Regions from separate parts of the Homo sapiens genome. Here region 2 is linked to region 1. Evidence: read pairs that join two places in POLR2A ChIA-PET (ENCODE). Cell type or tissue: PC-9. All regions are shown on one strand.

What was found. Peaks named below come from ENCODE experiments on the same cell type or tissue, not always from the same donor. Only the 100,000 strongest peaks of a DNase experiment are listed, where the experiment ranks them.
Region 2: POLR2A ChIA-PET joins it to region 1 with 20 read pairs; 4 of 35 experiments call an interaction of 5 or more read pairs at or near these places.

What each region holds. Positions count from the first base shown.
Region 1 is chr7:131,622,812-131,627,811 of GRCh38, reverse strand. No RefSeq gene overlaps it. Among named protein-coding and RNA genes, the nearest start is that of PODXL, 69 kb to the right of the region's middle. RefSeq lists enhancers at 2,547-3,212, 3,213-3,880. In PC-9, no CTCF peak of the experiment used is centred here; a DNase peak (open chromatin) is centred at 1,881; H3K4me3 peaks cover 543 bases; H3K27ac peaks cover 2,931 bases.
Region 2 is chr7:131,494,624-131,499,623 of GRCh38, reverse strand. It overlaps MKLN1 (muskelin 1), which reads right to left. Exons shown (of 18, transcript NM_013255.5): 18 at 2,992-5,000. Among named protein-coding and RNA genes, the nearest start is that of PODXL, 60 kb to the left of the region's middle. In PC-9, no CTCF peak of the experiment used is centred here; no DNase peak of the experiment used is centred here.

The sequences.
Region 1 (5,000 bases):
TCCCCCTTCACACACACACACACGTGTGCACACGCAGGCAATAGGCCACCTGTGTAGGGACAGAGGTCACCGTCATGCGGGCAGAGCCCTGGGCCCAGACAGAGAGAGACTCCTCAGTGCGTTTGAGTAGGTTACCCAGATAGACGCGGCCACAGTGCTGAGCCCCTGCAGTCTTGCGTCCTCACACCAGCCTCAAGCTTGTCCCTGGGAGCTGGACCTCCACCCCCAGGCTTCCCAGCATGCTGTTCCTTAGGACTGGGAAACTCCTGGCACAGGTTTCCAGGGCCCACTCCTTCCCTTCATTCCAATATTGCTCAGATGTCACCTCTTCAGAGAGGCCTTCTCTGCACATCCTATCAAAAATAGCACACGTGCAACCTGTTGCCTTCTTTTTATTTTTGTATTTATTTATTTTTTGAGACAGAGTCTTGCTCTGCTGCCCAAGCTGGAGTGCAGTGGTGCAATCGCAGCTCACTGCAGGCTCAAACTCCTGGGCTCCAGTGATCCTCCTGCCTAAGCCTCCTGAGTAGCTGGGACTACAGGCATGAGGCATCACATCCAGCTAATTCCTTTATTTTTTGTTAAGGCGGGATCTTGCTATGTTGCCCAGGTTGGTTTCCAACTCCTGGGTTTAAGGGACCTCGCAGCTGAGACTACAGGTGCTAGCCACCACGCCTGGCCTCCTGTCACCTTCTAACCCCTTGTGTCATTTTATTTGTCTTCCAAGCCCCCCTCTCTATGTGAGGTTATATTATTTTTACTTGTTTTCACTAGTTTATCTGTTACCTTCTCAGCCCCCTGTGCTAGCCCTGCACATTCACACCAACCTGTGGACAGGGATGGCTGGACTCACTGGGTCTCCCGAGCTGCTCAAACGATGCACGGCACACAGTAACCTGCCAACAAATATTTATCAAATGAACAAAGGGTTTTTCCTTCCATGTCAAGATGACCTCTCTGACTTACCATGGGAAGTGAAGCTGCTCTTTCCAGTAAAGGGTGAGGTGTAGAGTGTTCCCCTTCACTCTCGTCACAAGGCCACCAACCCGAGGCCTGCACAGAGGTGGCTCTAGGAGAAATGACCATCACAATAGCCTCCCTGTGCCAGGCCCTCTGCTAGGTTCTCTGCGTGTATTTATTTATTTATTCATCACTTATTTATTCCCTCTGATGACCTTAGTGGTGGCTATTTGTACCCCCATTTAGCAGATGAGAAAGCCAGGGCTTGGAGGAGGAACTTAAGTTTCCCAAGACCATTGAGCTCATCCATGATAGAGCCAGAACTTAAACTCACATCTGTTTGATTCCAGAGCTCAGCTACAAAGAAAGTTTTTCCTAGGACAAAACTACAGCCATTGAACCATCCCTACTAAAACCTCCCCTCAGCCACCCAGAAAGCACCTGGCCCTGACCCTGCTTCCTGGAGGTCACCAGACTGCCCAGGGAGGGGCGCATTTCCCACCTGCACACTCACAGCACTGACGGTGCTGAAGGAGTTAATGAGACTCAGCCTCGCACCCAAGTTTCCAAAGACTCATCAAAGCCTTTGGGGGGATGAGGGAGAGGTGGGTTTGGTGGGAGCAGGGGGAGGGTGCAGAGGGCAGGCTGTGGGATGGAACGCTCTCCTTTCTAAGCATTGTCTGCCGTTATCACAGGGCAGGGAAGAGCTTGCTCAGAGGCTCCCCCTTCCCTGAACGGATAGACATCTCTTGGAGTTATCTCAGCCAGAGGAGAAAGCTGTCACCCCAGGGCAGCCAGACTCCCGAGGCCTAAGACAATGGGGCGGAGTTTCCGGCCAGGGTCAGCTGCAAGATGGGAGGCAGGGCCCCAAGACGGCCAGCAGCAGGCAGAAACTCAGGGCACTGTCAGAGAGACCCACGGGGGCAGGGAGACCCAGGCTCCAGGACGCCCCAGCTGTTGACTCACTGCATGTCTCAGGAACAAGTCACTTCTGTGTGTCTTTGTCTCCTCCTCAAAAGGACAAACTCATCCCACACCTGCCCCTCCAGGGCTCAGAGGAGATCGGCCAGGGAAAGGGAAATGGAAGGCCAGCTACTAACAGAGAGAGGCTTTAAGTAACAACACAGTTTTCGCTGAGTGCAATAGCTCGCACCTGTAATCCCAGCACTTTGGGAGGCCAAGGTGGGCAGATCACTTGAGACCAGGAGTTCAAGAACAGCCTGGCCAACATGGTGAAAACCCGTCTCTATTAAACATACAAAAATTAGCTGGCACGGTGGCAGGTGCCGGTAGTCCCAGCTATTCAGGATGCTGAGTCAGGAGAATCGCTTGAACCTGGGAGGCGGAGGTTACAGTGAGCTGAGATCACACCATTGCCCTCCAGCCTGTGTGAAAGAGTGAGACTCCATCTCAAAAAAAAAAAAAGAGAGAGAGAAATAACGCAGTTTTCCAGAATCCTGAAGTTTCCTGTGCACAGGCGCTCCATGGGCACTTTCCACAGGTATCATCTCACCTTAACCCCCACAACACTCTGAGAAGTAGGTACTTTCTTTTTTTTTTTTTGAGATGGAGTCTCGTTCTGTCACCCAGGCTGGAGTGCAATGGCATGATCTCAGCTCAATGCAACCTCCACCTCCTGGGTTCAAGTGGTTCTTGTGCCTCAACCTCCTGAGTAGCTGGCATTACAGCTGCCCGCCACCACGCTCAGCTAATTTTTGTATTTTTAGTAGAGATGGGGTTTCACCATGTTGGCCAGGCTGGTCTTGAACTCCTGACCTCAAGTGATCCACCCGCCTCGGCCTCCCAAAGTGCTTGGATTACGGGCGTGAGCCACCACGCCTTGCCAGAAGTAGGCACTTTCATTGTTCCTGCTTTACAGATGAGGAAACTAAAGCTCCAAAGGGTTAAGTCACTTGCCCTAGGAACTTCTGTGCTGCATTTTTAGATCCCACCATCCTCTAGCCTTTCCAGTTACTATCAACTCAATTATGGGTCCAGAGCTCCCCAGGAAACTTTCCACGAGGAATGAGGATGGTTCTATTGTCTGCCACAACACCTCTGACCCATTTAAGCCACAGACAGTATGGGCCCGTTGACCAACATATGGAGCTGTGGAGCTGTGTGGTTCTTTTCCGCTCTAATGATACATTTCCTGCTTCATGTCATCGCTGGCTTTTGGAGACCCTTTGATGGGCGGGGCCCCCTCATGGCACACAGCTCACTAGGTGGGTAAGGACCCTGGGAATCAGGAGATTGAATTTCAGGCTCAGTTCTGCTGCTAACGGCAGTGTGACCTCTGCCTGTCGCATGGTGGGAAACCTGCCCTCCACACTTTAGAGTGGCCTTCCCAGGGCCCACGTGAGCCCTCCCCGCAGTTGGTCCTATGCAATGTGCTAGTGCTGAGTTGCTGAAAGGGCAGTAAAAAGGAGAATGCTCTCCAGGAGGTAAGGAAGGACGCATGTGAGGTCAACACTGTTCAGCACAGAACATTGAGGCAGAACAAGTTCCCCACGGGAGGCCCCGAGGCCCCACTCTGCAGCAGGAGCTCATACAGGACCTGGACACCTGAGATGGGACCCAAAGCTGAATCCAGGGGTAACAGATTCTGCCAGGGGCCAATCTAGCCAAGCACGAGTTACCTGTCCAGTCTCTATTAAACATACAAAAGTTAAATTCTTTGATCATGCAGTTCGATGTCTTTGATCATGCAAATAATTTATAGACCCCAGAGCCTTGTAGTAAGCTTATTGCCCAAAGAGGCTCAGTGAACACACAGAAACTCTAGGACTGTTAAAGGCAGAAGAAACAAAATGACCTTCTTAAAAGAAAGTATCATCTTTGGCCAGGTGCAGTGGCTTATGCCTATAATCCCAGCACTTTGGGAGGCCGAGGCAGGCGGATCACGAGGTCAGGAGTTCAAGACCCACCTGGCCAACATGGTGAAACCCCGTCTCTACTAAAGACACAAAAAATTAGCCAGGTGTGGTGGTACACGCCTGTAATCCCAGCTAATTGGGAGGCTGAAGCAGGAGAATCGCTTGAACTCAGGAGGCGGAGATTGCAGTGAGCCGAGATCATGCCATCGCATGATCCAGCATGACAGGGTGAGATCCTGTCTCAAAAAAAAAAGCATAATCTTTTAGAGCACCATCTCCAAGCACGTACATGGGGCAGATTTGAGGGTGGTTGTTGATGCTGAGAGTTTAAGTTTAAACAGGGCATTTGAACAGGGCGCCCAGACCAAAGATCCAACTGATTTTTCTAGGTGTGACCCCGGTACTCCAGCAGAACCTTTGAGGTTCCTGTCAACTCTATTTTTGTCCCTCTGTCTGGGAAAACTGACTAAATTTCCTTTTATTTGGAACCAAGCCCAACTCTGAAGTTGGGTGGATGTAGTCACACTTCCGCACCCAAGTTTCCGCAGGTTTGAAAACAAGGCTGGGTGTTGCAGAGAACAGCTGTGCTAACAAGCACGGGTCTTATCTGTCGGAGCCTCATCCTGCCGGGGTGTCCCGTAGAGCCAGGGCAGTGACTGAAGAGTGGCCAGCCACACCCCCACGGGCCCGGGGGTGGGCAGGGATCCTGAGCCAGAGTCACAAAGGGGCTGGCTTATCAGATAAGGAGCCCCTGGGAAAACCCTTAGCAAGGATCTGAAGAGTCCGTTCACCGGGATGGGGGACTTGCCTCCCAAAACTGCTTCCAGAACCTTCTCCAGAAAGACTGGCCTGCTTAACCCCACCCTACCTGAGCTGCCTCCTTTCTCTGCATTCCAGTACCCAAGTCGCATTGAGTCAACCCATCTCTGCGCACAGGGTCTAGCTCTCTTTCTAATCAACTATAAGCCCTCGGAGTCATCACGTGTCCTCTTCCATGCTGGACCCTTTATCAAGGCCTGCCTTGGAGGGAGCTTTTTCCATCTGCCTGGATGCCTCGGTGGTTCTCAACTGTGGCTGCACAGCAGAGCCATCTCAGGAAAGTTAGAAAATACCCCTGCCCTGGGCTTACCCCAGAGTTTCCAGTTTAACTGGTGTGGGATGCAA
Region 2 (5,000 bases), 130 kb after region 1:
TGTGGTATTATCCACAGCTGCATGCTTCTTCATCGGAAGGGGTAAACTTCATCATTCCAAACTTGCAGAAGGGAAACTGTCAGGTAGAACTGGTCCATAATCTTAGTTGCTAGACAACAATCTTGTCTACTTGCCTAGCATCTTACCATTTACAAACCATTTTATAGGAAACCTATAGGTTTACAAACCTATCTTATAGGAATTGTCCCCACTAGGGAAATTAGATGCAGGAGTTAAGTATTCTCTTTGAGATTGATCACACAACCATTTAAATGGCAGCATGGGCCTTGATTCTCTTTTTGCTCTTTAGTCCTACACTCTTTTCTCAGTATCACGTTAATGCCAGAGTTCCAACAACAGCAAAATACATTTCTAGAATGCAACTACTGTTACAACATGATTTTCCTTCCATGAAAGTTGTTGTGAAAAGCAGTTAAACCCTGAAGAGAGGTCTAGAGTTGGGCCCGGGTAATTTTGAGGTTAGCTTCGAGAGGGTGCCAAGGATACAGAAAGGAGTCCAAGTACAAGGAACTCACACAGGACCCTGGCCATGGTCGAGGTGCACTGTTCTAAGAGTGACCCACAGCTTATTGTGGGCCACAAGTTAGACCTAAGATCCCATTCTCTTTCTGAGTAGGTCATTCACCCTGATCCCTGCCTGCCAACCAAGACACACGCTCAGTTGTCAATTTAAATGTGTTATGCTCATTTGTCACTCAGAACCTTCCCTATAAGCTCCCTCCCAAATCACAGATTTCTTCTGTACCACAAGGGAAAAAAGTAAATAAAGAATAGAACTGGCTACATAATTAACACTAGTGATAAACACTGAGATATCTATTGCTTTCAAAGACCTTGGTGGGGAATGGTGGCTTATGCCTTTAATCCCAGCACTTTAGGAGGTCAAAGTGGGAGGATAGCTTGAGCTCAGGAATTCGAGGCCAGCCTGGGCAACACAGCCAGATCCCATCTTTACATTTTTTTTTTTTAAATTAGCCAGTTTTGCTGGCACATGCCTGTAGTCCTAGCTACTCAGGATGCTAAGGCAGGATCACTTGAGCCCAGGAGTTGGCGGCTGCAGTAAGCTATGATCACACCACTACACTCCAGCCTGCATGACACAGTGAGACCCTGTCCTAAAAAGAAAATCAATAGGATCCTAGCCAACAAGATCTGCTGCCAGTATTTACTTCACAGAAGAAATGAGGCAGAGAAGTTGTGCAATATTATGCAGAAGTCATTGGTCATCAGGAAATGAAAGCCAGGATTCCCAATTCCTCCTGGACTCTCCATTCTATGTCCCAAGTTTAGAGGGCAGCTGTACAATGCTGCTATGTACATCGCCAAGGGTCCTAACCACCTCTCGGGGTTTGCCAACCATTAAAACTTACGAACGTAGTGCTAGGCAGGCTACTTCTACGTAGTTTCTCCTTATTACAGTTTCTCCTATATTAAGAATCTCTCTGGCAAGGATATGATTGACGGCTGCTGCTTTTGCTGGGTGAAAGCCCACAGGAAAAAAGTCCCCGTAAGACAATAGTGAAGCTGTAGAGTAAGGATGGTGGCATCATCCTCTGCTGCCCCAACTGCCCTATGCCCCAGAAAGCCCAAGTCTCCAGTCCCCTCTTCCTTTTCTCTAAGAATGTAAAAGGCAAAGGAAGATGTAGCATACGTGGTGCTAAAGAAGGAATGTCATCAACCAGGATTTTGACTTACGCCAGAACTGTACAAGCCTCAGATGGTCTTTCCAGTCATATTAATACCTTCAGAATCTGAACAGTTAGTGATAAACCAATGTTGCCTTCATTTACAGGGAAAATAACCCCCCCCACGCCCCCCCCCTCCCCGTTTCTAGGGACTCTGCAGTCGTCATTTATATGAGAAGTTACAGGAGCATGGGCACACAGCCATTTCCCTATTAGATGCTCGGTCATCTTCCTTTGGCGGCAGAAGCTCCTAACGCAGCAACTTCCAAGCTCTGTAGTACAGTCTCCACATGTGCTTGACCTGGGAGCAGCTGGCTCTCATCTGTGTTTAGGGCCAAGCCTTCTTTACTTACTGCTGTCTTCCCACCAGAAGGTAGTGACAAATATATCAAGGGTAGTGTCCTGCATTTTGATCCTTTTGAGTTAATTCTCTGGAGGACTGACCAAGGAAAGGCCGATTCCTTACCTTATCACTGCACCTCATGCTTTCCTGTTTTGAGAACACAAAGAAACGTTACTTAAGGGCCACACTCAAAGGACACCCTAGAAATGAAAGCTCTGCAGTAAGGTTTGGATTATTCAATTTGTAAACTGAGAAAGCATGATCCCTGTTTGGAATAAAATCAGCTGACAATTCACTCCAGAATGCATGATCACAAAGCCACGATGTAAAGCAGACCAGGAGGTGGAAAGGGCAGAGAGGGGATCTCATTACTAAGAGTCCCACCACTCGGCCCCAGTGACCCAGGACTTTTATCTGGCATATTTCTCAGCTTAGTTTTTTCAAGATTTGGCCCATAAAGTGTCTTTCCCCTTTAATGGGGACAGGGATCCAGAATTTTCCCAAACTGCAACACTTCTAGGTTCTCTCCCTTTACTATCTTTTCTACAGTGAATTTTCCATTTCAGTTCAGTCTTTCCTTCTAGTTCCAGCCTGTACAAGCATATCCCCTTTAAAGAGGAACATAAGTCCAAGTGGACAAAGCAAATAAAATAAGGGTGGTCATTAACAGTAGATAGAAGAACATTTCATGAAATAATTTACCAGTGGTCTTTAAATAAGTGGAAGCCTCCCCGCAGAAACTTTGTGAGCATGGCCGGTACTTGTTCATCTGAGCACCGTCTCAAAGGAAAACACCCAAAGGCCCTTCGAAAGCGTATCACTTTCCTTTTGGAAGCCTAAATAAAACTCACCTTTCTGGGGGAAAAAACACAACTGTAAAGTACAAAAACATTTTAAAAGTTCACTTCAAAAGTAGTTTGAGCAAATACAAGAGATATCTTGTAGCATCCATATATAACATTTTATTAAGAAAATGAACAAAATACATTCTTTCTCCATATGTACATTACATACAACATAATTCTACAATTGCCATTTTTAGCAGATCACTCATTTATTTATTCACAAAGTAGAATTAACACATTTACCAAAGCTGGGATCTGAAAATTATTTGTACTATAAGAAAAAAAAAATCCTAAAAAGTCCATACAGATTGGATAAAAGATAAGCCAGAGATCATGAGGGGAATGGGGAAGATTGCAGAACACGACAGAGCCCAACAATGATTTGAAACAATTGATGTCAGAAGAGATCTGATACCCATAAAGCACTTCTGTTTAAAAGCTCCAACCAGCTCATGCCAGCTTTCCAGAGTCCCATGATTTCCATTTAAGACCATGTGGATACTTTAGGATACGGCCCTGACCCCACATTGCCACAGAAGAGGGGGTAAGAGTAGAACCAAACAAGTTAGCGGTTTTCTCCACACATTGAGTCTCATCTGAAATACTACTGAGGTGCAAAATGTGTGAATCTCAGCTAATGTGCACAGAAATACAATTTTTTTTGAGAGACATTTGCTTAAACGTGGTAAAGAACTCTTGTTTTATGGACTCCTTGCTTCATGTTCATTTTGTCTGTTTTTCTTTTGGCTTTTGACAATAGCTCATCCTTTTTGAGTGTGAGTTTAATTATGGCCATATTAAAAAGTCCATCATAAACAAAGACTCCTCCTCATGGTATGAATATGCTCCATATGCCCATAATGGTGCATAACGGACTTAGAAATTCCAATGAGTCTTAGGGTTGAAATTTCCAATGACCTGAGCAAGGCAGCTCCCTATAGCTTCTGGATAACATTTTACACCCAGAGTTCAGGCTTAAACAGACCTATCAACACAATTATTTTCGGATTGTCTGTCTAGAAAACGGCAATGCTCAAAGGAATATAAATAAGGGTGGGGGGACATATGCTTCCAGCCTGGTCCTTTCTCCATGTGGTAAAAAACAATGGAATGGCTGTGTTAATTTTTTTTTTAATCTTTTCTGGCCTTTACTATGTTTGGTAATGGAAATAAGTCAGGGAAAACAAAATGAACAGGTCTCATCACTTAATTAATACTGGTTTTTCTTCTTTATACTTAGTAATTTCCTAGTTTTTTAAATGATAAACCTATTTTGACAATCACTAACATCAATACATTTTATCGTAAGTCCCATATAAGATATTTAACATTCTCCAACTTTCGGCTCAGCTGGTTACAGCACCACATTTCCAGTCCAGGAGATGTTTTCACAAACAGAAGGAGCGATTCACAGCATTAATAAGCAGACTTGGAAAGACAGATTTTATTGGCTATGGAGGAAGTTGTATCTTTCTTCTCAATCTAATTTTCAGTCCAATTTTGGTTTTGAGAATCTATCTCTATCAGAGGGGATCTTAATTTCTGACTACTGAGTACTTCCAATTTATAAAAGAGCTGACTTTTAAAAAATTCTAACATCTTTCCCAAACTGTTTAGAAATATGCCATATTTGAAAGACGGAATACTGTTTGTTCCCAAGACCAACACAAGAAAAGGAGGTCCTCATCTTCGCTTTCCTGTACTCTTCCTCTGAGGCTAATAACTCAACTGTACATAGCTTTTGGAGTGGGAGCAAGATAAGAATCTCTTTAAAAAGAGCATTTTAAAAATGTATGTGTATGTGTATGTATGTATATTTATAAAGTATGTACGCATAAAGGAATCTGTTCACAGGAAAATGTTACATTATTTTCAACTCTAAATTATGCAGAAGACTATACAAAGTAGTTAATTAATACTATACTATCTACTTTCTTTTCAAAAGACATTTCACACAAATCCAAAAAGTAAGCCGGCTTAAAGAATAAGACAATCATAACACCTCTTGCCCAGGCTAATTGTAATGCTTAGGAAAGGAAGTCCACTTTTATTTTTCTGAACGGATGATTTGTAAGTAAGGAAGAAAATTGTTTACAATTGATCAGT